Linked DNA regions of Homo sapiens: regions 2, 3, 4 and 5 are each linked to region 1. The links are chromatin loops, found by intact Hi-C in ENCODE. Cell type or tissue: IMR-90. All regions are shown on one strand. Region 1 overlaps LINC01104 (long intergenic non-protein coding RNA 1104). Region 2 overlaps AFF3 (ALF transcription elongation factor 3). Region 3 overlaps AFF3 (ALF transcription elongation factor 3). Region 4 overlaps AFF3 (ALF transcription elongation factor 3). Region 5 overlaps AFF3 (ALF transcription elongation factor 3).

Region 1 (5,000 bases):
TTAAAGACACACATTAAAGGTCACACATTCTTTGCTCCTCCATTCTCTGAAAGAGTCAAATTCCTAGTCCTCATCCCCTGGATTCTGGGCTGGCCCTAGCCTTTGCCTGTAGAATGAGGTAAAAGTGACTTTCTGGGTTTTCTGAGGCTGAGTCATGAGAAGCCTTGAGCTTCTGCCCAGACCTTTCAGAAAACATGCCCGGGGAAACCAGAGGCTGCGTAAGGAGTACAGCTATCCGAGACCACCATGCTGTGAGGAAGCCCAAGTTAGCCTCGTGGAAAGGCAGCATGGAGAGAGGAATACCCAACTGGTCCCCTGCTGTTCCTGCCACCCCAGTAGAGCCCAGGCAAATGAGTAAGGAAGGCTTTGATAGTTCCAACCCCAGCCACCCTCTGACTATAACTGCGGGAGAAACCCTGAGTGGGAACCACCTATATAAGCCCAGTCAACCAACAGAATTGTGAGAAATAATAGTAAGTTATGCTTTAAACCACTGAGTTTTAGAATAATTTGTTCTACCGCTATAGACAACTGAACCAGCTCCTCAGGACCAGCTGCAGTACCTCACCCTCGGGCATAGGACAGACAGAGAGATTTTTTTTTTTTTTTGAGACGGAGTCTCGCTGTGTCACCCAAGGTGGAGTGCAGTGATGTGATCTTGGCTCATTGCAACCTCCACCTCCCAGGTTCAAGCAATTCCCCTGTCTCAGCCTCCCAAGTCACTGGGACTACTGGTGCATGCCACCATGCCCGGTTAATTTTTTTTTTTTTTTGTATTTTTAGTAGAGACAGGGTTTCGCCATTCCTAAAATGTGAAGGTGTTTCTTTTAGAGAGGTCAAGGAAGGATATGACCAGAGAAATGACCAGCAAGGCTGTGATGAGGGAGCCACCCTGGGATACAGCCTAAATTAGTTTTGATCCCCCTGCAAATCCTTCCTTGTTCCTTCCCTCAGTTAACTGAAAACCCAATAGCAATTCAGTTGAAGCTAGCCTCATGGAAAGGCAGCGTGGAGAGAGGGATACCCAACCAGTTCCCTGCTGTTCCTGCCACCCTAGCAGAGCCCAGGCAAGTCAATAAGGAAGACTTTGATGGTTCCAGCCCCAGCCACTCTCTGACTGTAACTGTGTGAGAAACCCTGAGTGGGAACTACATTTATCCAGTTATCTGTAGTGGTGTAACAAATCATTCTAAAACTCAGTGGTTTAAAGCAATAATTTATTATTATTTCTCATAATTCTGTTGGTTGCCTGGGCTTATATAGGTGGTTCCCACTCAGGGCTTCTTACACAGTTACAGTCAGATATTGGCCAGGCAGGTCTCTAACTCCTGACCTCAAATGATTTGGCTGCCTCGGCCTCCCAGTGTGGTGGGATTACAGGCATGAGCCACCGTGCCCGGCCCAGAGATAGACTTTTAATCCATCCACAGATGAACCGGGGAGAGGAGTGATTCATCAACGTTTTGAAACTGTATTTAAGTTAGTTTGGAGATGGGTGCATTAAATTTCTCCTGGGGACAAGACCTATCGTATTTAGAAAGCACCTGAGAACACTTTAGAACCAGGGATTCATGATCATGTTTTCTGAGCCGGCCATGATTATGCTGGGGAACTAACAACACATGCATGTAGCTGGATACAATGTAGATTCCTCAAAAGAAGAACCAAGGGAGGTCATAAGATTTGAGTTAAGAAATAGAGATTTCCTACTTACTCTGTGCTGATTTAGTTCACAAAAATAAGCATTTCCTCCTTGAGGTCTAAGAATGTGTGGGGCTGGGAAACATTTGGTAAGACTGTGAGGAAAAGAACTGAAAACAAAAGTTCAGAAAGAGTTGGCAGAGCACAGGGCCTGCTGGGCTCTCCTTGCATCTAGGTGGTCCCTGGGCCCTCGCGGGTGAAGGGCCCTGGCCCCGCTGGAGCCTGTCCAAGGCTGAAGGTGTGAGGTTGGGGTCTCCCAGGCCTCCTCAGAGCAGATGAATGAAGGTGGGGACAGAGGGCAGGACAGACCCTGTCCAGATAGGAATGTTCTGTCCCTGGGGCACCTGTGCCTGCATCTCTCTGCATGTTTACACCGCCTCTGCCTCCAGGTGGCACTCTGAGGCCACATCCTGCTTCTCCTGCTTTGAAACAGCCAGGCCACCCCCTCCGGCCTTCAGCCAGTGTCTTCCAGAGAGCCCAAGCCAGGCCTGTCCTTTGGGGGTGAGGAAACCTCACACAGTGCTTTCCAGAAGTGGGGGAGACAGTAGCATAGCCTCCTGCCTCCTCCAGGTCTTGGCATCTGGGTTTCTCTATTCCTGAAGAAACAGAATTCACAACTTACCCTCTTCAGCCCGTGAAACTGGAGTGTTTGTGGGAGGGCCAGGCCAGCACAGCATTTTCTGTCTTCACCCCATCTGATATTCCAGCGTCCAGTGAAGGCTGTCTCCAGAGCCTGGGGGTGCAGGAGGCCGCCTGGAGGGATTTCCCCACTCTTGTTCCCCTCCACCGCCACCTCACGTTCTTTCCATGAGGCCTCATTCGCCGGTTCCTGGAGGTCTGAGCACACATCACCCACCTTGGACAGCTGCCTCATCTCATGGGCAGCCCACACCACATCAGGCAGGAGGTGGCCGACAGCGCATCCCCAGGGCGGCCCAACGGAGGGAATTTGAGTGCATGAAGCAAGAGGACAGCTGTTCTTGCTCTGTGGGGAGTCCCTTTTCAGCTAGCACCCAGTCAGCAAATGACTCTTCTCCACAAAGAGACAGAGGATGAACCTCCTCTCTAGTTTTGGCAGCAGAGGCCATGAGATCCACGGCGAGAGGCCAGAGCTGTGCAGGCTGCAAGGGGCACCAGCTCAGGGATTCCGAACGGAGGAAGGTACTTTCCAGAGAGTACTGCAGGGTATCAAGCCTTCTCCACAGTCCCACCAGTAAAACCCCTGGGGCTCAGCCTAAACCCGATCCTAGAAATGACATCCCAACACAAGCTTTGCAGGGTAAGTAAAATCTAGAGAGGAGAAAAGGCAGACCCAGGCAATGAGAAATGCAGGTGGTCTGGACCAGCTCAGGACAGACATAGCACCTTTTCCATATGCAGTGAATGATGTTCTCATGTTTGTTGGTGTGAGGAATTGAACATTAATATCAGAAGCATTCTGTGTTACCTACAGCTGACTTTATGTTATGTTGAAGTCAACTGGATGACAAACTGTCTTTTGTCTTCATTCTAGAGCAAAGATACTAACTATTCCTTTCATTGTCTTTAGGGACACTCACGTTAATTAAAACTCTTCTGGGGTTCGTCATGAATATAGTTCTAGTTCGGGCACCCAGAGGACCCAAATGAAGCAACTGCCACACTTATGGAGCACTGCTCTGAGAAGCCATGTTCCTGCCTGGTTCTCCATGGTTATGAGCTTATAGCAGAAAATGCATAGAAACACCCTGTCTCAGCCTGATTTCCCCTAAAGTACATCCCAAGACAAGGGCTGATGGGATTGAGGTTTATTCAGGGATGCAATCCCCAACAGTAGGAGTGAGGGGCAGGAAAGAGGGCAGGGAGGATAGGCATTATGGAATTGGGCAACACAATCAGTCATAGATGCTCTCAAGAATCTTCTGAACCTGCCAATTGAGAAACCAGGGAGCACAATGACTCCCCTCTCATGCCTCCCAGGTCAAGGGGCTCCTTCCGGGGTATGAACTCTGCTGCACTCCCAGGTGACAGGGATGTGAAGCAGTTTCAGGCGCCCCACACCTGGGCATCACAGGGAGGTCCTGAGGCAGGGTACTGTCAGTTCTTCACTCCGGGGTGAAGCTGGTTGCCACCAGATGGGACCTGGTTCCTGCCCCAGTGGTGAGGCTGCAGAAGCTGGGTTGAGTTACAAGAGATGTTATCCACACAAGCACGGACCACCGTGGGGAACGGGTCAGTGTTTAGACCACAATTCTCCATAGAAAGAGTGTTATGAATAAACAATGACTAGTGTAGCTTGTAGTCAAGTCCACAAACACCTTGAGCCCCCTTCTGAGTAAACTGTCCTGGGAAAAACATCAAGGCTCTTGCGTTGAAAGTCAACAGAAAAGGAATCATCTGGAGTAGAATAGTATGTTTAATGTTCATCATGGATGCTGGCGCTTGAGGAAAGCAGGCTTCCTTGGAGAAAAGGAATGAGGTCGTTAGAGACAGCACTGAGACTGAAAGGTGCTTCTGGGTCTGTTCCAGAACTTTAGAAATGGAAGGCCCGGGAGCATCATTGCATTGACCTCCCCAGCAAAACACGGGTGTGGTGTGTGCTTTTCCTCAATACACTATGATCACCAACGCCACATCCACATTGTTCGCCCCTGATTTTGGTTAGTATTTAGCTCCCAAACAGAAGGAAGAGAGGGATGGAAAATGGAAAGAGATTTTCCTGGAGAAACTCCTTTGAGTCACAAGAGAATGAGAAGGAGGAAGAGATTAGAGAATAAAGATGGGCGCGTGTGAGGGAGGATGCCTGCGGGATGCCTGTGCGATGAACTAGCTCTGCACATCACTCACTGGTCACTAAAGACAAGAGGGCCATGGTGGAGGATGGGAGGTGCATGGCACAGACTGGCTCCTCTCAGAAGGATGGGCGGAGTGAGGAGGAAGCCAGCCATCAGGAGTTGGTAGGAGGGGACACCGCTGACCCCAGGAGCTGGGTTGCTGCCGATGATGGGGCTAGCACGGTGCAGGGCCGAGGACCAGGGCAGCGATTGTTTGTGTGAATGGAAAACATGTTGTTTCTTAGGAAGGTGGTGCAGGCCTTGGGAACTCCAGTGGCTAGTTTGCATTTTTTAAAATGTTATGCTAATAATATGTCACTGCCACGGAGAAAAGGCTCTGGTCTTCTGTGGAGTCCGGATTCTATCCCTGAACTGTTCTTGCAGGTAAAGATTTATATAAAATGCTCAGAGGAGGCTGTAATAGACTTCGAGACATATTTCATAATATTTTCTAGCATGCCACTTGATGTCACAGGCAGATTTATG
Region 2 (5,000 bases), 680 kb after region 1:
CACAGCCTCAAGCACAATAAGAAAAAATCCAACATTTGTGTCATGGAAGTCTCAGAGGAGAGGAATAGAGAGTAGGACTGAGAGAGTATTTGAAGAAATAATGGCTGAAACTTGCCAAATTTGTCAAAAGACATAAACCTACAGATTTAAGAAGCAGAGAAAAACCTAAATAAGATAAACCCAAAGAAATGCATGCAAAAACACACCATGATTACATTTCCAAAAACTAAAGGCCAAATATCCTGAAAGCAGCCAGGGAGAAACGATAATTATCTGCAGGGGAGAATCAATTCGAATGACAGCAGGCTTCTCTGAAACCATGCAGGCTGGGAGGGAGTGGCGTGACAGTTTCCAAGGGTTCAAAGAAGGAACTGTGAAGCCATGAATTCTAGAGTCAGTGAAACTATTCTTCAAGAATGAAGGGAAATAAAGATAGCCTCAGATTTAGGAAAAGTACAAGTATGTGTCTCTAAAAGACCCACCCTTAAAGACTGGCTAAAAGAAGTTTCTCAAACAGAAATAAAATGACAAAAGAAGGAATATGGGAGCATTGGGAAAGAAGGAAGAACAGACACATAGATATATATACAATAAACTACTCCTTATGAGTTTATAAACCAGGTTTGAGGATTGAAACAAAAATTATACCAGCAGTCCAGGCACAGTGGCTCACATCTGTAATTACAGCACTTTAGGAGGCCAAGCTGGGAGGATAGCTTGAGGCCAGGAGTTTGAAACCAGCCCAGACAACATAGTAAGACCCCACTGCTACAAAACAAAACAATAAAAAATTATACCACCATCTGATACTCAAGACAATGCTATTTTTAAGTGGGGAAGGTAAAGGTATCTAAATTGAAGTAAGACTTCCATACTATCCCAAAGTGATAAAATGTTGATACCAATAAATTACATGTATATTGTAAAATCCAGAGCAACCGCTGTAAAAATTATGCAAAGAGATAACACTGAAAAATGCTACAAGTCTGCATGTTGAGGAGATAGTGCGATGATAACAGTATGTTTCTTGAGCAATTTACAAGCCAGCCAACTATCCCAAGAGCTTTACAAACGCTATCTTAGTTAATTCTTAACACAATGTTATGTGATTGGCAGTATTAGTCTTATTTTATAGATAAGGAAATGGAGGCTTAAAGATGTTAATACATTTGTCTAAGCACTTACAACTTATAAGTCGCTGAGCTGAGATTTGAACCTAGGACAATCTGATCATTACACATACTGCCTCAGCTCTCTCAAAGAGTCTGCATATGTAATTTGGTATGTTGTTGGGAGAAAGCAATGGCCACAGTCCCCTTGGTTCAGAAAAATAAATGGAATTAAGTGCAGTCCATAAAAGCCACTAGTTTCTCGTAGTATCTGTCTGTAGAAGCAAACAGAGATTAAAAATGTACTCAGGACACTTATGTAGCTGTCAAAGTAAAAGTTACATAACAAAGAAAGAGGGGTAAATCTAAGCATTCCTCTGCATACCCAGGATGGAAATTCTTCTGGAGGTAAGCACAGAAGGATAGAACTTCACCTCCATCTGTCAGACACTCAGCCATAAATCAAAATGTGGAAAAATGGACATGTTAGCATATACATGAATAGTTCTTGAACTGGTATCACTCCCGACAATCTGTAGCATTTGAACTTGTACTGTTAAAGAGCAGAAAGTAGCTGTTCTAGTCATCACAGTAATGTAATACTTGGGAAAATGGAGCAGCACCAGCTAGCTTTTAAGAAAGAATTATCAGCAAGTACTATGAAAAGCTAAGGATCAGGCAGGGAGAACTACCATCATAGAAGTTCTGTTAATAAAAAAGCTAGTTTTACTATTTCTTTGCTTTTTATGTTTTTTATTCTATTCCTCCTCCCCGCTTTTTCTAAGGTATGCTATGAGACTAAAAACCCACTCAGGCCCCAATGCCACACCAGAAGACAAACAACTGGCTGCATTATGGTGAGTGCCCATCTCCGCTTAGAATAGCAGCCCCAGCCTCGCATGCCATCATTGGCAAACCAGGTGCTGAAAGGCATAGTGTTTGCCCAATGTCTTCTAACATACAAAGCCCCAGAGCAGTTCTAATGACCAGGGAAAGTCCAGACCATTTTTTGCTGCCGTACTATACATGATCTGAATTCACAGTGATTGAAAATCGACAGGCCTACCAAAGTGCTGGGATTACAGGCATGAGCCACTGTGCCCGGCCTAATTTTTGTATTTTTAGTAGAGATGGGGTTTCACCATGTTGGTCAGGCTGGTCTTGAACTCCTGACCTCAAGTGATCTGCCTGCCTCAGCCTCCCAGAGTGCTGGGATTACAGGCGTGAGCCATCGCACCCGGCGCAGCCGCTTACTTTGAAAATGATGCCACAGAAAAAAGGGAACGATCGGGTAACCTATAGTTCCTTTACCTGTCAGCCCTTTCTTACTCATCAGTAGGTGGAAGGCAGAGAATGTTGATAGAATACATGTCTACCAAGCAGTGAAATAAAGACAGTTGAATTAAAAAATAATAATAACAGCAACAGACACAAAAAAGGTCTCAAATTGTTACCTGTCCTGGATTTGGTTGGTAGGAGGAGATGGTGCCATTGCACCCAGAATGTTGGTATTCTGGATGTCAGCATCAGATCCGAGTTAGCAAATAACTGAGTGAAGAGCTCCAAGGAAGAGAGGATAAGTCTCAGAAACGCCTTTTGTGCCCCTTTCAAACTTTAAGTCCCATATTGGAATAATACACTAAATGACAATAATATGATTATATAAGATAGAATACTGATATATAAATAAGTATACAAAATATTATAGGAAATAATAAAATGATGGCACCTATTCCCAGCATAGTGTTTTTGTTGTTTATAATGATGGCACCTATTCCCAGCATAGTGTTTTTGTTGTTTATAAAGTACATTCATGTTTGTGACTTTAGTGGAGCTGCTTATAGTTCAGTAACATCAGGTGGCAGCGTCGTCCTTTCCGCAGAGCGGGGCTCGCCCGCGAAGCAGTGAAGGCTGCGTACTAGAGCTACCTCGCGCCTCTCGTGGAGAGACAGCGCCCTCTCGTGGTGGAAGAAGGAAGCGGCCGGCCCCTGTGACCCAACAGAGTGATTCACCTAATGCTGTAAAATTATCTAGTGATAAATGTATTTATGGAATACCTTCTTGGAATTTTGAATTCTATTTTTGGACAAAAGATGTTCCCTCACAGACATTATATGCACGTATAGAAAGATTTCCTATGTAGAAACAAGGTATTGTTATTGAGTACCTTAGAACAACAACAAAAATGTTTAAGTCTTGTTTGCGCACGACGCACTCAGCCGCTTCTGGGCCTGTTTCTCTTTTCGCCTGCAGTTACCGATGCCTGGCCCTCCTGTACTGGCGGATGTTTCGACTCAAAAGGGACCACGCTGTAAAGTATTCAAAAGCACTAATCGACTATTTCAAGGTACTGTCTAGTGAATGAGCAGAATTGTTCCTTAATTTCACTTGTCTCCCTGTCAAATTTGTGAAGCACCTGGTAGACTCCATTGCTTTGGGGTTAATGCAGGTCACCTCTGGTCCCCAAGGTAACCCCATTTATGCCACACTTGTGGCTTTCAGGCCTCAGAATGGACCTTTGAGAGCCCATCTAATGTATCTCCCTGCCTTCTTGTCCAAGTATTTTTATTTTTTTATTTTTATTTTTTTATGTATTTTTGGAGACAGAGTTTCACTCTTTGTTGCCCAGGCTGCAGTGCAATGGTGCGATCTCGGCTCACTGCAACCTCCGCCTCCTGGGTTCAAGCAATTCTCCTGCCTCAGCCTCCCAAGTAGCTCAGATTACAGGCGCACACCACCACGCCTGGCTAATTTTGTATTTTTAGTAGAGATGGGGTTTCACCATGTTGGTCATGCTGGTCTCGAACTCCTGACCTCAGGTGATCTCCCCGCCTCCACCTCCCAGAGTGCTAGGAATACAGGTGTGAGCCACCACGCCCAGCCTTGTCCAGGTATTTTTATGGCTTCAAGAGAAAGAAGATCCAGTTACTCGTTCCACTGTCCTAGGAAATTCATCTTTATAGCTAACATAAATTCCTCATGCTCACTTAGAGCTTCTTTTCCTTAGAAGTAACCCCTTAGAGCCATTCCCTCTTAGCCAGTCTCTAGTAGCTTATTTAATTTTTAATGGCGTTATTTAAAATGGTAAGAGATGGCTTGTTAGAACTCAGAAGCAGTAGATAGCAGTGTGTAGCTATAGGGATAAAATTGCAAACCATGCCACCTTTTACTTATCTCAGGGAATGAAATTATTTTCACTGGGAGAATAAATTTTTAAAAGCCTTCGCTGATGTACTGTTGTGAGGTCGACCTTACATTAATAATTAATTTGAGATTTCTGGTCCTCTTCTCTGTTTATCTATAGAAACTAGAAATTATGCCGTCTCTATCTCCAACAGCCCTTTGTCAGATACACAACCATCATTTGAGATCTGTTCATGCCCAACCTCCTCTAGAGGTGATCTCTAATGGCCAGGCTGTGCTGGGGGTTCCTGGGGTATGTTCAGCACACTGCCTTCCAATTGTGCATGTAGAGTAACCAGGTGCTAGGCCATGGACATCACTTTCTCAGCCCATTGACCGTCCTGTGTCTTCAGGACAAGAACCAGCACTGAGCCTTCCCTTTCCTTCAGGTGCCTAAAGTCAACATCAATAGTGTTCAAAAATCCAGAACGTAAGATCTACTACTAAAGAGAATTATTACAGTCAAGGAAAATGCTTGAATAAAGAAGGAAGCTGAATTCTGTAAGCCGCCAGGGGCTACAACAAACTTTTAAGGGATACAAGTTCTTAATATTCTCTGCAGCCCACTAATACATACAGAATGGGTAGAAAACACGCCAGGCGTGGTGGCAGGCATCTGTAATCCTAGCTACTAGGGAGGCTGAGGCACGAGAATCGTTTGAACCCGGGAGGCAGAGGTTGCAGTGAGCAGAGATGGCGCCACTGCAC
Region 3 (5,000 bases), 230 kb after region 1:
TCACTACCACTGTCACCATCGCTGCCACCACCATCATCACCCCCACTACCACTGCCACCGCCACCACTACCACTGCCATCACCCCCACCACCATCACCGCCACTACCATTGCCATTATCACAACCACAATCATTATCAGCATCGCCACAACTACCACCACCACCAGCACCTCTACCACCACCACCATCACCACCACCATCACCATTGCTACCACCACCACCATCACTACCACTACCACCACCATCACCATCACTGTCATCACCACCATTATCACAATCATCACCATCACCACCACCACCACCACTACCACAACACCTTCACTGCCACTACTGTCACCATTGCTACCATAACCACCATCATCATCACCATCACCACCACCACCACCATCATAACCATCATCACCATCACTACCACCAACACTACTGCCAGTACTTCTGCTGCCACTATCACCACCACCACCACTATCACCACCATCGCACCTATAGCATCACAACCACAACAACTCAGAGCTTCAAAAGACTCCAGTTGGGAGATTCTTGCCTTTTTACCACGTTCTACCTTCAGCCTCACCTTCTCTGTCTGAGTTGCCTCTGTCCCATGCTCACTGTCTTTCTGCCTTTCAGTCCACCAGCTATGTCTATAGATTAAGAAGGGAATTTGCAAGTACACTTCAGCAACCTTGCTTTACTCTAATTTAAAAAACAATTTTTAATTTTTATCATTTGCTTTATAAATAACAAGAGATGTTAATTAGTTTGACTCATTAAATTTAAAACAATTGTTATAAATTTGGAGTGTTTGATTAAATTTCCTTAATTATACACAGTGCTTACGCTGCTGCTCTGGAGAGCAGGGGAGTTTCTGGGGAACGTTCTTCTCTCCTCCTTATGCCTTTTCTTCTTCCTCCTCACCCTCATGGCTCCAGGTCCATGCCCAGGGAGCATGTTAGCATGTTGTCAGGTCTCAAAGTATCTGAAAAGATTGTCTTCTCTGTGGCCAGGCTGCTTAGAGGCAGCCTGATATAAACTGTAAAAAGGGGGAGAGTGTTTCTCTGTGTCCTCTGCATCCACTCTTCATGCATTTGCTCCAAACCAAATCTGCTCTTAGGAAGGGATCAGACGAACCTGTTTAGAGTGAGGTAGCAATGATAGGTTAGCAGTGGGTAAACCACATAAATGAAACTTTAAATGAGGAATTCCACCTTGTTAAAGAAGTAAGGTGGGCCAGGCACAGTGGCTCACGCCTGTAATTCCAGCACTTTGGGGGGCCAAGGCAGGCGGATCATGAGGTCAGGAGATCGAGACCATCCTGGCTAACGTCCTGAAACCCTGTCTCTACTAAATATACAAAAAAAAAAAAAAAAAAAAAAATTAGCTGGCTGGGTGTGGTGGCACATGCCTGTAGTCCCAGCTACTCGGGAGGCTGAGGCAAAAGAATCACTTGAACCTGGGAGGCGGAGGTTGCAGTGAGCTGAGATCACCCTGCTGCACTCCAGCCTGGGCAACAGAGTGAGACTCCGTCTAAAAAAAAAAAAAAAAAAAGGAAGCAAGGTGGTATGGAGGTATGGAGAGAGTAACATAACCGCCTCTGAATATACTCCCAAAGGCCACTTACTAGTAATCCATGTATTTTGTACCTCTAAGCCCTTCTTCTTTTCCATCTCCTTAACCTGCCGTTTTCTCAAGCTCAAAGCTGGTCTCCTGCAGGAAACAATGCTGATTCCTTGTGCTACCCCTGCCAGTGCCCTGACCACAGGCTGCTCACATTGTTTGATTGTGAATTGGTGCCCTTCTTCCTTTTCCCCATTCTCCTTGCCCCAGACTGTTGTCTTCTCATCAGCAGGATGGCTCAATCACGACCCTGTCTCCCTAGTATCTGACACAGTGGTATTCAGAAAATGCTTTTGGACGAAAGTGAATTGTGTTTTTGTTATTTGAAAAGGACTGTATTTTAAAAACATGCAAAACATGATAACTTTTTCCAAAAGATAGGTGAGAGGTGGTTCATTCTCTTCTCCTTGAATTTGCTTATTTCTTAGACTCCCCACAACCCTGGAGACATATCAGTAGTTTGGATAGTTTTTTAAAAATAAGAATAAAACATTTTGATGATTCTAGTCAAGGGATACAATTGGCTTCATATACCCTTGCCTAAAAGTCTCCTCCATGGGAAATGCAGTTTGCTTGGAGCGAGTGCTCCAAGCAAACTGCATTTCATCAGATTTCATCAGGCTGCATGTGGATGAGTGCAGTGGGAAGGAGGTCATCCCCCCCTGGCTGGCTGGGTCTGCTGAATCAACCTGTGACTCAGCCAGAGGGCAGGCTGTCCTGGCTCCAGCACCTTTCTCACCAGTAGGGCAGCCTAGGGAGAGATTGGAGCAGGCTAATGAATGGGTAGCACTTGATAAAAATAGTGACATCAGTAGCCCTCGCTGGGCAACTTTAGAATCTTATCATTTTTTATTTTTTTATTCACTTCTCTATCTTCCATTCCACAATTCTAGGTTACATAGGTCTGCTTTGTGTGTGAGCTGTGGAAAGAGACTGATTTCTATCCTTTGTCAGTTGGGGGCTGTAAAAAATTATAACAGCTGAGACTTTATTCCAGAATTCTCCTTATGGTTCTCTCTGTCTGACTGGGAAATAGCTTGCCTTATTTCATTTATTCCTGTTTTGCCTCTGGGGCTCATGTTAACTACTTCTCACTACTGGGCTTGTCAGACATCAGGGTTTAAGAGGTGCCACCACTTCTTGGCTCCAGGATAGCTCCTGTTCTCTGGGCAGAGCTGAGTAAGGTACTTTGGACATTGCTGTTCCTTTTACACAGTGTGTCTTTATGACATTGTTTTGATGATCAAACTCTTATCCTAAGTTTCTTGATCTTTAAAAGAGTTAACCTAGTCATAATATTCACCATCAGTGTCTTTCTCCAAGGGGCATTGTGAGGATAATTAAGGGACATATAGGTGAAATGTTTTGAGCTCAATGGAAGAGAAAAGCCATCGGGCTCATAGATGTTACTTTTATTTAGTTTCATGCTGTTACCGTATGATCAAGAATAGATGAATTTTGGAAATGATGACAGTTTCATGTTTAGACGTCTATTTCTACTTAACCACCATAATTGGCCTTGGCTGGAGCTCTACAAGATACCGCAATTTATAGATTAAAAACAAATAAGTGAGAAATGATCAAAAATGTTTTCACTACATTTTTTATTTGCTATTTTTTTTAATTCTAAAAATAAATAGGCCCTTTAAAAGGAGTTGATTAAAAAGGTTTATTTTCTGGGAATGTTATGCATCTGCAACAAATGATAAATAATATTGAAGCAGTTGGCTACCTCCACTTTCATGCAAAATAAATAAATACATTTGGTGACATACATTTGAGGAATGTGATTTTTGTAATTTTTATGGAAATAGGAGCAACTTTGCAGATGATAGAAATTTTTACCATCTGCTAGTAACAAAGAAACATAACTCATAACGTGCAACACATTTTGAGTTTAATGTATATGTTGGCATGCCGGGAATTGGAATTCTCTTAGACCTAAGTCAGCCATCCCAGGGGAAGCTGACCTGACTTTCAGCTTGTCAGGCGAAAGCTTTCTTTGCTTTTAAAGCATGATCTTCACATTGCTCAAATGGCAGGGGGACGAAGAGGGCTAAGCTTTCATGGCAAGAGATGAAGAGAAAGGCACTCTGCAGGCTGGTGAGCACCGGCACAATTTTCACTTGTAATTAGTGGGATGGGGGCTCACTGTCGAGAAGCTACTGTCTTTATGAGTCAAAACATTTAGTATTGGTAGAAAGGTGAGAGTTCAGACACTTAGGGAGATACAGGGGGTGGGAAGCCCAGCCTTTCTCTTACAGTGACATCTGCTTTAAGCAAGTGACATTTTAGCTCCCTAGCCATGAAATGATATGTGGTGGGGGGCTTGTGCTTCTAGTTAAAGAGAAGGAATGGGTAGGTTAGTTTTAAGAAGCAGCTCAGTGGAGGCTACAGAGCTACCCACCAAGGAAGGAGGAGAGAAACCAAAGGGAAGGCATTGCCTTTCTTTTTGAGTTTCCTTTCCTCTCCTTTGAAGAAGTGGGGACGTTGCCATTTTGAGTCATTCTGGGTTCATCTTATGGTGTGGAAGCATGGCACGAGCATGATGGCAGGCCCCTGAAAAGACGACTAGTGGATTTCTATTAGAAGATTATGAGTAAGTGGTCCTGAGGGTGTTCACTCCTTCTTGGTAGTAGGAGCTGTAGGCTGGTTATGCGGGTAGAACTTCATTAGTGGATTTTATCTAGCAATCTGGATGCTTTATAAAGCATCTTGGAGTGCTTTGGGGTATCCTTCAGCTTAAAGGGGTTGGGGGATGAGGCAGGTTTAGTTAAAGAGGAGCATCTTTTCTCTCACCTCCAACATTTTCAGAGTAGGACATGACTCATAACTCCCAGACCCTGGAAATGTATTGGGTCTGATATCTGCCTAATTAATTTTGGTTTTTATCCTATTGCCTTTGTCTTAAACATTTAAGCCACACTGAAAAATAAGTGGAGTTTATGAATCTGTTTTCATGGCTGCATCTACTGTTGTCCCTTCCTTTGTTCAGCTTGCCTCCCGTTCTGACCCTCCGGGATCTTGGATTCTTTCCCCTCGGCTTCTGGAAAATATGCTGACAGACTCATGCACGCTAAGATACTCAAGGCTAATCAGGTTTAAAGTGTTTCAGCTTCTTGTGGTGTTTATATTTCTTGCAGGGGTGAAGACATCTTAAACCAGAGGAATGACTCTCTAGTTGTGGAATTTCAGTCATCAGCCAGCAGATGCAGGAGGTATTATTTTGGGCATGGGGGCCTTCTGAGAAGCCCAGAAATCATTCTCAATGACCACCTGCCTGCTCCATCTTACATGAGGCCACTTCGTGCATCACACCAGTCTTGTGTGTCTGGTTGGGTTGACCTGACTGAGGGCAGCAAGCATGTGTGTGGGAGTCCCTGCTATGTA
Region 4 (5,000 bases), 360 kb after region 1:
GGGGGTAGCTTATTTCTTTTATACTTGAAAGGTTTTATACATGAGAGTTCTGTGTTTTTATGAAGATATCGTATTGGTGTGAATTCATATTAATTATTAACATATTGCAAAGGTTAAAATGCACATATTTCACAGCAAGGCACCATCCCTTCCCTGGGTTGCATGTTGTTTTTCCTGCCTGGGGTCAAATATAAAACAATTTATTGATATCCTAGCCAGTTCTCTTCCTAAACTGTGGATGAAGCTTCAATTCCACTTTAAAATACATCTATCATTGTTCAACACTTCTTCAGAGTTAAATATCTGTGCAGAATAATACCTTGTTTTCCTTTGTTAGAAGTAACGTTCACTTCATCACTTAAACTGCACCGGGCCCTATCAACACAGGACATTGGCTTCTTCCTCACTAATTAGTGTTGTTCTTACATCATAAACCAATTGATGTGCCCGTCAAAATGTGCATTACTGGGAAATTGCTAGGGCCATGCCTTGGGCCCAGACTACAGTTTCTTTATGTGGGCAACTGTCATGACGACAGCCTTGAGCCTTGCATTGAGTTCAGTTCTGTCACATTAAAAAGAAAATTCTCCATTAAAAATAACTGAGTAAGTAAACTGGAACAGGATGGCCAGTGGATTATGCAGGCTTTACCATGAGCTCCTGTCTGTCATGATATGCTCTTTCATCAGCCAGACCTTCCAAGAGAGATGCCCCTTCTCTAGAGGTGAGCCTGCATTGGGCACTGCTGTGAGGGATGAGTGCTTCCCAAATGCAGCAGTCCTCATGAACCAGGCAGACTGAGGATGTGCTTCAGCCAGGGCTGCAGCCGGTCTGTAGCCACTGCAGGACCCCCCAGGCTTCTGTGCAGTGCTGTCACTAGCTTCTTTCACAGCTGGATAGTTTCTACCCTCCCTCTGGGATATTTCTGCAACATTTGACCTCATAAAAATATAGTGTCTTTAGAATGCCTAGATTGGTTAACGATAATTTATTCGGCAGAGTGGGGCTTTTGAAACCCCCTTGTGCAGATTAATGGCTGTTCCCTGGACATCAGGCAAACCTCAACAGTGCAGTTACTTGTGTCTTCATTTTATATATGTTCACCCACAGAGAGCTGGGAGCTGAGCTCTCTCACATAAGCAGGAACAGCCAAAGAATGCGAAGAATGATTTATGGGTTGCAGTGAGAGAGGGTGGGGAGAGTGAGGGGGAGAGAGAGAGAGACAGAGAGAGAGAGAGAGAGACAGGCAAATGAGGACCAATCATGCCAAAATGAGACATGATTTGCTGCTATTTTCCTTTCCCAGCGTGTTTTTCCTGGGTGCCTCCCCAGCAGAGCTGTTCAGTCACTTCTGTTGTGTGTGCTCATGCATAAATTCAGGTCAAGTACAAAACCCTGATTTCTCTATTCATCATAGGAACGGGTAATGTTCTTATCAATACATAACAAGAAATTGCAACTAATTTGGCTCATGACCTTCTTCTTTTATCATTAATGGTTGAACTGGTGTTTGCTTAGCCATTAATGCATTCAGTTCAGTAAACTAAAGCTGTTTGAAATTTTCACTAATCCTTTTCCATTGAGGGTTTCCCTGGACCAAATCACTTCTGAATAAAACAAAAAAGTGAATGCGTGCACAGGTTTCTCAGATTTTCCGGATCAAACATCATTTACAGGGCATACCATTTTAAAATGCGATTTTTTTTTTCTTTTCAAATCACCAATCCCATAGTACTGGAGAATGAATGAACTGTTTACTGAAAATATGAATTGCATGAACTTACCCCATAAAGTGTTCAAGTACTGAGGGCTTTTTTTCAATGAAAAAATGAAACAATATATAGAATAAAAGTAGAAAAAATGGTTTAACACCTAGCTTTTTTTTTTTTTTTGAAAAGATGCTTTTCAAATGAATCCGTCTTTGCTATTTAATTTACATTTTGAGGGCTCATTAGGATGATGAATGATGAGGCAGGAGAATAAAATATACTTCCTGAACAAAAGACAATCTCTGTAGCCTAATAACATTTTATGCCAGCACTTACATTTGTCAGAAGTGGATGCTATTTATCCCTATGATTATTTAAAAATCATTTTTATTGTCCTTTGTGCTGTGTCCTCTTCTGGGAATTTTAATTCAGAGTTTGACACCTACTTATTAACTTCCATGAAGTATAGAGTACAAAGGCCTATACTCTATAAAGAATTCTAAATAGCCGTGTTTATATTGCCTGCAGCTGTACACAAATTAGCTCAGTTTGGATTTGTTTCTATCAGAAATAGAAAGCCTGTTGGAATAGCGGGTAGCCTCTGCTTCCTCCGTGAAGTAAGTGCTCTCTGCTGTCTGCCCCCATCTGAACCAAGTGGGACTTGCGGGGTAGACAGAAGGGGAATTTTCCTAATTATGATACAGCCCTTATGCATAAGTACATTACTTCCATTTCCTTTGCCTCCTCCAACTGCTCGTCCCAAACAGCACTCCGTCATCTGTCGCCACATACAGATGCCCGTTCTTTCCTCTCTGATCTCCTTGCCCAGCCTACACTCCAACTCCCACACCCTCACTATTATTCCAGATTGCTTCTTCCTGAGCCATCTGTCTCCCTGGCTGTGGATTTTCCCAGCTACTCAGTGGGCTAGATTTTTTTCCAGGGTGGGTAGCACCTTTTGGAAATTGAGTGGGAGTTCTGGATGCCAGATGACATGCAGGCCAGGGGTCCTAGTGTGAGGGATTCTCCACGCTATGGCATAGCCCATAGCGCCAGCCCACGCTGCCCATCCCATGGCCGCCTGTCAAGCCTTGATTTCCACCCACCACCTCAGAATGCCAAAGAACTTTACTTGTGATTCATCCTAGAGGTTTTATAAAAGGTCAGGTGTCTGTTTGGTCTTTCCCGAGGGGAAAAACAGCTCTGCCGCTGAATCAGAGGCCTCAGGGTGAGCCATATCCTGGGGAGATGCCACAGCCAGCCCCAGAACACAGTTGGGCTCTCCAGGGGCGCGTGACACAAAACCAGGCAGTGCGTGTCTTGCTTCATTAGCTTTAATAACATGTACAAATGTTTCGTTGTCATTTCACTCCCGTTCCAGGCTCATGCCTGCTTGCTTCAGGTGATATTATGGTTTTTAGCAGGCTGGAAATAAAACAACCACCCACAAGAATTCAAAGATGAATCCTTGGAAAGTAAAATCTTTACTCCTATTTTAAATCTGTCTTACCAAACGATCCTTGCTGCTAATACTTCAAATCGATATTCTACAGGGAATCCAGCTTTGACTTATTGGTCTGGCTTCATTAGCAATTAAATGAACACGTAACCATCTGACCACCTTTATTGTTATTTTAGATAATATTAAAAAGTGATGCTCTGTTTGGTTTTTAACTGTTTTTATATTTTAATGAAAGTTACAGTGATAGCTGATACTCATACCTGTTAAAAGAGTTTGTAGCTACTTTATCTGTTCCCATGGACATTAATAGTAATCAAAAAGGACATAAAATACTCAAGAAAGTGGTGGACATTAAGACTAGGGTTTCTGTATTTAGGTCGCAGAGCACAGATATGGTCCTTGGGCACGTTGGCAAGATGTGATGGTTTGTGAACTTGGCCACGTGTGAAATGATGACTAATTTATTTTGCTGCCTTTGGCAAAATACACAAGAGTATAAGGACCATTCTTTTATACCCTGTTGACTTGGAGCAAACTATCCAAAAGCTCCAAATCATCTTGACAGAGAAACTCTTTTCATTCTCCTACCCACGAGGTGATAGAGAAATTCTACAAAGGTTGCTTGCTGTACCTCAAGGAAATAGAAGAAATACTGATACACACGCTGTAGTTTTTAATGTAGTGCTTCATTAATATTATTAATATTGTTGTTATACACGTTTATGGAGCTACTAGGAAGTTGATGAGCACAGCCCAGAAGATACAAACATGGTCCCTGTTCACAGTCAGAATTTAAATAAGCTGGAAGATGGATGTGATACTATGGATGGTATAAACATAGAAGTTCAGGGAAAGGAAATGATTTCAAGAAAGGAATTCCATGAATCTGCAGAACTCATTATGAACTGTGTAGGGACGTCACTGACTTTTTTCAAAAGCATAAATAATAGGTATCTTTGTTAAAGAATACAATCTGGAAAACAGTTTTAGAACTGCGTGCTTTATGTTTCCTTCACCGTGATCAGCTCCGGAATTTTTTTCAACCCTATGAGTTATCACTTCAGTGCTTCTTACCCGCAGATTCCTGGGCTGCCCATGAGTATAGACTTGATGCACATAAAAAAATTCTGACATCTTCTCTCTGAAGTTACCTAATTTTGTGGCCTTAGGGTTATCTAGTTGTTTTTTTTCTAACTTCTGTCTAGTTTCATTTAGATATTTGAAAGACAGTCCATGGACTTAAGGAATCCAAAGTGAATCCAAAGGGCTATTGTTTAAATCTCTGTGAAGTTTATTGGCCAGAATGCTCTAAAACAGAAAGTCTAAACCAGGTTTTGTTGGCAGGCATTGGGAATCCCCTAGCCAACCCTCCTTTTACTTTTACTTGGGAGACTTCATTATTTCCAAATCAAGAGTTTGGTGATAGTTTTCTTAGGGAATTGATGGAAATGTCTTACCTCTTCTTACATTTACATTTACCATTTACTATGTTTTTATTTTATGAATTCAGTAGATGCATACCCCCAGAGAGCATGAGACTTGGAAGAAATACAAGTCAGTGCCTCCTGGCAGAAACCTGAAATTTTTTTCCCTTAATTTTTATTAAAATCTACTTGTTATAAAGTAACATATTAAAGGGAGAAATCATGAGACTTTGAGTTAATTTGGAAGGCTCTGGGTGTTTAAAAATCCATCATGAACTCTTAGTGTGTCCCAATAAGTACATGATTACAGGTTGAAAATTTTCCCTGACCCTAAAGTACAAAAAAGTCTGATTAAGTCTAATCAGGCAGGGAAGAGCGTTCCATTGCAAGAACTGTTTCTCCCCA
Region 5 (5,000 bases), 510 kb after region 1:
CTGTACATTGCGTTAAAAAGGTAACTGTTATAATTTTTTAAGTGACCTATTGGAGTCAGCAAGCTGTTTCATATCTCAAACTGTATATTTCGTCTCACTGGCGAGGGTACCTTAAGCATCTTTTCCCACTGCAGCATGGAATTCTGTATTAGTGACAGGGCATCAGAACAGAAGACACATACTGAGCACCTAGTGTATGTTAGGCAATGTGGAAGGCCCAGCCAGACAAATATGGACTGTCAAATTGAAAGTGTATAATACACATAGATACATAGATTTTACATATATTTACATATATGCATATATATTTGCATATATAGTTCTTTCCGTGGCTCATTTTTTCCCCTCTTCCTCTCTGTAATTGTATTTCCGCATGTAAAATGGCTTCCCTGCACCCAGCTTATTAATGACCAATGCAGATTCCCTCCCAAAGAGACCAGTGTGAAACATTGGTCCATCATGAAATATCCATCATGAAAACAGCTGACACAAACAGGAGGACCCTGGAGACAGCTGTCTTTGGATGGTGGGGCGGGCAGGGGGCGGGGTGGGAAACATCTCCTGCACACCCAACTAAAAAAAAAAAAATTTGTACTAATGTTCTAGAATGTTCCATTACATTCATCATTTTCCCTTGGGTCCTAATAAAGAGACCATAATTCTCAGTGGTGTATACACTTAAACATTTCAAGTTAACTTCAGAAATTTCATCACCTAAAATTTCAAGATGTGGGGGAAGCTTTGTGTTTTATTCTTTCTGAAGGACAAAAATAGTTTTAATCCCATCTCGTTCCTGACCAGCTTACTTTTCCCCCCAGAAAGGCAAATTCATTATCAGCACTGAATTTGCTGAGAACACTCCCTCTCAGACTGTTCACCATGTCCTGTTTGGCCCCACTATATCCTTCCTATTTGCCAGAACCTATTCTGTTTGCCCTGTTGCCACAACATAAGTGCTGCTAAGAGCAAAGATAATCAGCTGCGCATCTGTCCCCATGCTGAAGACTTGGGCAGCATGATTGGTCAAGGCAAAACATATTTCTTCAAACATCCAAACAATGCCTTCGTTTTTATTTTCAATTTCCTGTTTTCTGACATAAATTGTTTGGGAATTTTACCATTGCCTGCTGCTTCCAAGCCTGCTGTTTTACATTCTTCATTAAGATGGAATGTGGTAACTACTGCAGGCTAGAGACTGGGGAAAGTAACCAGTTTCACCAAATTAAAGCAGGTTGGGGGAAAGGATCCATATATTTGAGAAAAAAAATATACTTCCATTTAGTTTTGTCTTATATAATGCAGGTGTTATAACTCTCTATTTTAGGATTACAAGAGGGATTGTGGTTAGTCCATGGAAAAAATGTTTCTGCAAAGTACTAAATTATTTTCCAGCACTGAAACCAGTTGAACAGGCCTTATTTGCCTCCTAAATGAGTGCACCACAGACCTTGCCTGGAAGACAAAAGAAAATATACAAGAATGAGCTTTAAAGCAAATTTATTAATTTGCTACTTTAGCCTTTATTCCAACATGGTTTTATATGTATTGAGGCCCTGCCTAATCAATGTTTGTTATCAAGGCAGTTAAAATAGATTTTGTGGCTTTTTTGTTTTTCCCCCTCATCTGACCAGCTTTTAGCCAAAGTCCCTCATAGCTGTTCTGGCACTGGATAAATGTCTGAGATAGATGTACGAACTGTAGAAACTGTGTCTTCTTTTTCTCACAACTGTTTATTCCTATAAGAAAAAGAGAAGGACATATAAAGTTTGCTTTTGAGTTCAGTTTGGGCAATACCTTTGGGATATGTTCATTATGTAATTTAGGGAGTCATTCCTGGGACTAGGTGACGACAAGCTAATGTTGACAGCTGACAAAAGGGGTATGGTACAATGTGTGGGCCCAAGGACGTGAGCAGTAGACCAAGGGATTCTAGAGATCTCCAGGCCTGACTTGAAAGAGCATAGCAAACCAAGTTACTACCACAGTCCTATTTCTTGCAACTCACAGCCTTCTCTGGGGTGTATTGGCTCTGCACAACCATCAGGAAACACACGAGCCCACGCTCTCAGTTATCAGTGACTTCTTCCATCTCCAAGCCTCAAGGAAATACAAAGAAACTCCTTACAGAATGAGGATGCATGGTTCAAACCACCAATTGATTAAGGATTAGGAATTACATTAAGCCTACTGTAAACTACAAGAAGTGAACTGGTTCCAAGCTCCCCCAACTACGTACAACTCGTTAATTCCTCAGTGATCACAGCCCACAGAAGCATTTCCTTAACTAGCCTTTCAGATGGTCAGAAAGGATTTCTGGTTTACATCTCATTCTGCTTTAAGCTAGGGGCCCCAAAACCTGCCACCAGGGCTCTCTATGGGGTATAAAATAGGGGGATCTTGGGACCTACAGTGCAACCTCAGTGTTCAGTAAAAATTCTCTCCTCCTGGCCGGACGTGGTGGTTCACGCCTGTAATTCCAACACTTTGAGAGGCCGAGGCGGGCAGATCACTTGAGGTCAGGAGTTCGAGACCAGCCTGGCCAACATGGTGAAACCCTGTCTCTACAAAAAATATAAAAATCAGCCAGGTGTGGTGGCAGGCACCTGTAGTCCCAGCTACTCGGGAGGCTGAGACTGGAGAATTGCTTGAACCCGGGAGGTGGAGGTTGCAGTGAGCCGAGATTGTGCCACTGCACTCCAGCCTGGGTGACAGAGTGAGACTCTGCCTCAAAAAAAAAAAAAAAAAAAATTCTTTCCTCCAAGTTCTGATTCAGCCTGACCTGGTTTGGCTTATGTTAGCAGAAGCAATCAAAGTTCAAAGTGCCTTGGATATAGAATGCCAATGGATTTATTTCCTGAAATTTTCTGTAAAGTGAAGTGGAAGGAAACAGGTTCCATCTGTAAGATATTCATCTTCTGGCAAAGTCTCCACTCCAAGCCTCTGGTTGTTTGCAAATAGCTCCTCAGTACCTACTCACAGATTTGTGCCTGGGCAGTTGCATTGCAGAAAAGAAATTATTTTGCAAATCCGGTTCTCAGACAATAAAAGATGTTTTAAAAGCCTCCTGCTACACATTTTGAAAGATTGTTAATAGGAGCATGGAAATATATTTAATCTCTCTTAAATCTTAAAGACTGTAAGACTCATATGTCGGTATTTTTTTCTGCTTCCTTTTTAAGAGAAAGGTGATGCAGAGCCAGAGAGTCCAGACAATGGCACATCGAATACATCGTAAGTTTCTTTCATTTTCTATCAGAGATGCCTGTTCTTAAATATGCCTCATAAAATGAGATAGTGCAAGTATCTTGTAATAGTAATAATGATGATGGAAGGAAGCCCATGGTTCTCTTTTCTCATGATAATGTCTTTCTAAATGCTTTGGGTGCAGATGCATTTTTTATGCTTTAGCAGAGTAAGAGGAATCTTGAAAAATGCAAATGCTTCTCTTTATGAAGTAGAAATGTAATGAGATTTGAGCATGTATGCTGGGGGGATTTGGTTGGAGACTTTCAGCATCATCTTAAGAATTGCAGAACTTTTCACACTTAAACTGGGAGGTATGCTGTCCCACACAGCTGTGCAGTAACAAGGTCATTTCAGAAGCTTGCCATCTGCAACCTCACCTTGGAATTATGTGAAAAGCACAATTATCGATATCTCTGGAATCTCAAGAGTTTCTTTTTTGAATTAACAAAAGCAGTTTTAAAAACATAAGAAAAGGCCCTTATAAAACATGTGCTCCTCACTCTATGTTTTGTCTGTTTCTTCTCAATATTCAAGGAATCCAAATATATTTTTACTGATTAATTTGATGCCAAATTGATATACCAACATTTAAATTAAAAAATTCATGAGCTAACAAGTGACTTTATTTTAGTTCCATAAGAGTCAATAACAGGTTTGCTCCTTAAAAATCTTTATTTTTATCACTTATGAGCAGTGGCATGTGTTTTCTTATTATAAGATAGGCTTTGTGAATTTATCTGTATGGGGATCAGGATTTTAAAAAACAGCATTTTTTAAGTGCTGTTGATTGGAAATCAGTTTGTGGTAAAATACTGAGTGTCTTATTTTGTCCAAAATCTGTTTCTTTGTCTAGAAAGATCCTTTGGCTTGAATAGGAGAGCTGTGTATTTCATAAGAGATATGATTATATGTTTGTCTTTCTTAAGATACTTCCCTAAAAGTTTAAATAGTTCCATTGTCCTGCTTTCAGATGTTATAATGAATGTGACTGGTCTTAAATGGTTAAAATGTTACTAATTTTTAATTTTTTTGTGTTGTAAAATATAATGGGAAAGGCTTTTAATGCCATCTGGAGGCATTCTAGAGAACTGAAAAGGGTAGAATCATTGAAAATTCAGTTCTTTTGAGTAACAGTAGAAACTGCATAAAAATTCATGCAACCAGAATGTAAGCTATTTGGGGGAAGTTGTATTTTTTAATAAATTATTTTATAAAAGTTTTAATTGTAGAAACAATTTTTTCAAATTCTCAATAATGAAATTATTTTAAAGACTGACAAAGAATATACAAAGTATGTTGGAAAGTGACTAGCATCCTACATTTAATTTTACATAGTTAAAAATCACATTCAGTAGGCACCCATTTGGTTAAGGCAGTTGGATGTGCTTCTAAAGTTCTCCTTCCCTTACGTATTTCTAAAATGTCCGTTCCCAGCCAGGCTCAGTGGCTCACGCTTGTAATCCCAACACTTTGGGAGGCCGAGGCAGGCAGATCACTTGAGACCAGGAATTTGAGACCAGCCTGGCCAAAATGGCAAAACCTCGTCTCTACTAAAAATACAAAAATTAGCTGGGTGTGGTGGCAGACACCTGTAATCCCAGCTACACGGGAGGCTGAGGCACAAGAATAGCTTAAACCCAGGATCATGCCACTGTGCTCCAGCCTGGGTGACAAAGTAAGACTGTCTCAAAAATAATAAATAAAAAAATAAAAAGTTTATTGCCTAAAAGCACTGGTTTGCTTTACTCTGTACC

What was found. Hi-C counts contacts between places; a loop is a spot of excess contacts. Peaks named below come from ENCODE experiments on the same cell type or tissue, not always from the same donor. Only the 100,000 strongest peaks of a DNase experiment are listed, where the experiment ranks them.
Region 2: a loop joins it to region 1, with 10 times the contacts of the local background. A loop is called at or near these places in 93 of 110 quality-filtered maps.
Region 3: a loop joins it to region 1, with 5 times the contacts of the local background. A loop is called at or near these places in 5 of 110 quality-filtered maps.
Region 4: a loop joins it to region 1, with 5 times the contacts of the local background. A loop is called at or near these places in 2 of 110 quality-filtered maps.
Region 5: it touches region 1 in a loop (9-fold over the local background); 37 of 110 quality-filtered maps call a loop at or near these places.

The regions. Positions count from the first base shown.
Region 1 is chr2:100,240,209-100,245,208 of GRCh38, reverse strand. All of the region lies in intron 1 of LINC01104 (long intergenic non-protein coding RNA 1104), which reads right to left. Among named protein-coding and RNA genes, the nearest start is that of LINC01104, 34 kb to the right of the region's middle. In IMR-90, a CTCF peak has its summit at 2,095 (motif pointing right); DNase peaks (open chromatin) are centred at 148, 2,128 and 2,608; H3K27ac peaks cover 748 bases.
Region 2 is chr2:99,557,331-99,562,330 of GRCh38, reverse strand. It overlaps AFF3 (ALF transcription elongation factor 3), which reads left to right. Exons shown (of 25, transcript NM_001386135.1): 21 at 1,895-1,966; 22 at 3,363-3,456. Among named protein-coding and RNA genes, the nearest start is that of REV1, 70 kb to the right of the region's middle. In IMR-90, a CTCF peak has its summit at 3,066 (motif pointing left); a DNase peak (open chromatin) is centred at 3,040.
Region 3 is chr2:100,011,325-100,016,324 of GRCh38, reverse strand. The region is part of intron 4 of AFF3 (ALF transcription elongation factor 3); the gene reads left to right. Among named protein-coding and RNA genes, the nearest start is that of AFF3, 130 kb to the left of the region's middle. In IMR-90, a CTCF peak has its summit at 2,330; DNase peaks (open chromatin) are centred at 2,274 and 4,854; H3K27ac peaks cover 4,643 bases.
Region 4 is chr2:99,878,299-99,883,298 of GRCh38, reverse strand. All of the region lies in intron 7 of AFF3 (ALF transcription elongation factor 3), which reads left to right. Among named protein-coding and RNA genes, the nearest start is that of AFF3, 260 kb to the left of the region's middle. In IMR-90, no CTCF peak of the experiment used is centred here; DNase peaks (open chromatin) are centred at 1,188, 2,468, 2,918 and 4,118; H3K27ac peaks cover 4,460 bases.
Region 5 is chr2:99,725,308-99,730,307 of GRCh38, reverse strand. It overlaps AFF3 (ALF transcription elongation factor 3), which reads left to right. Exons shown (of 25, transcript NM_001386135.1): 11 at 3,180-3,231. Among named protein-coding and RNA genes, the nearest start is that of REV1, 240 kb to the right of the region's middle. In IMR-90, a CTCF peak has its summit at 4,322 (motif pointing left); no DNase peak of the experiment used is centred here; H3K27ac peaks cover 1,681 bases.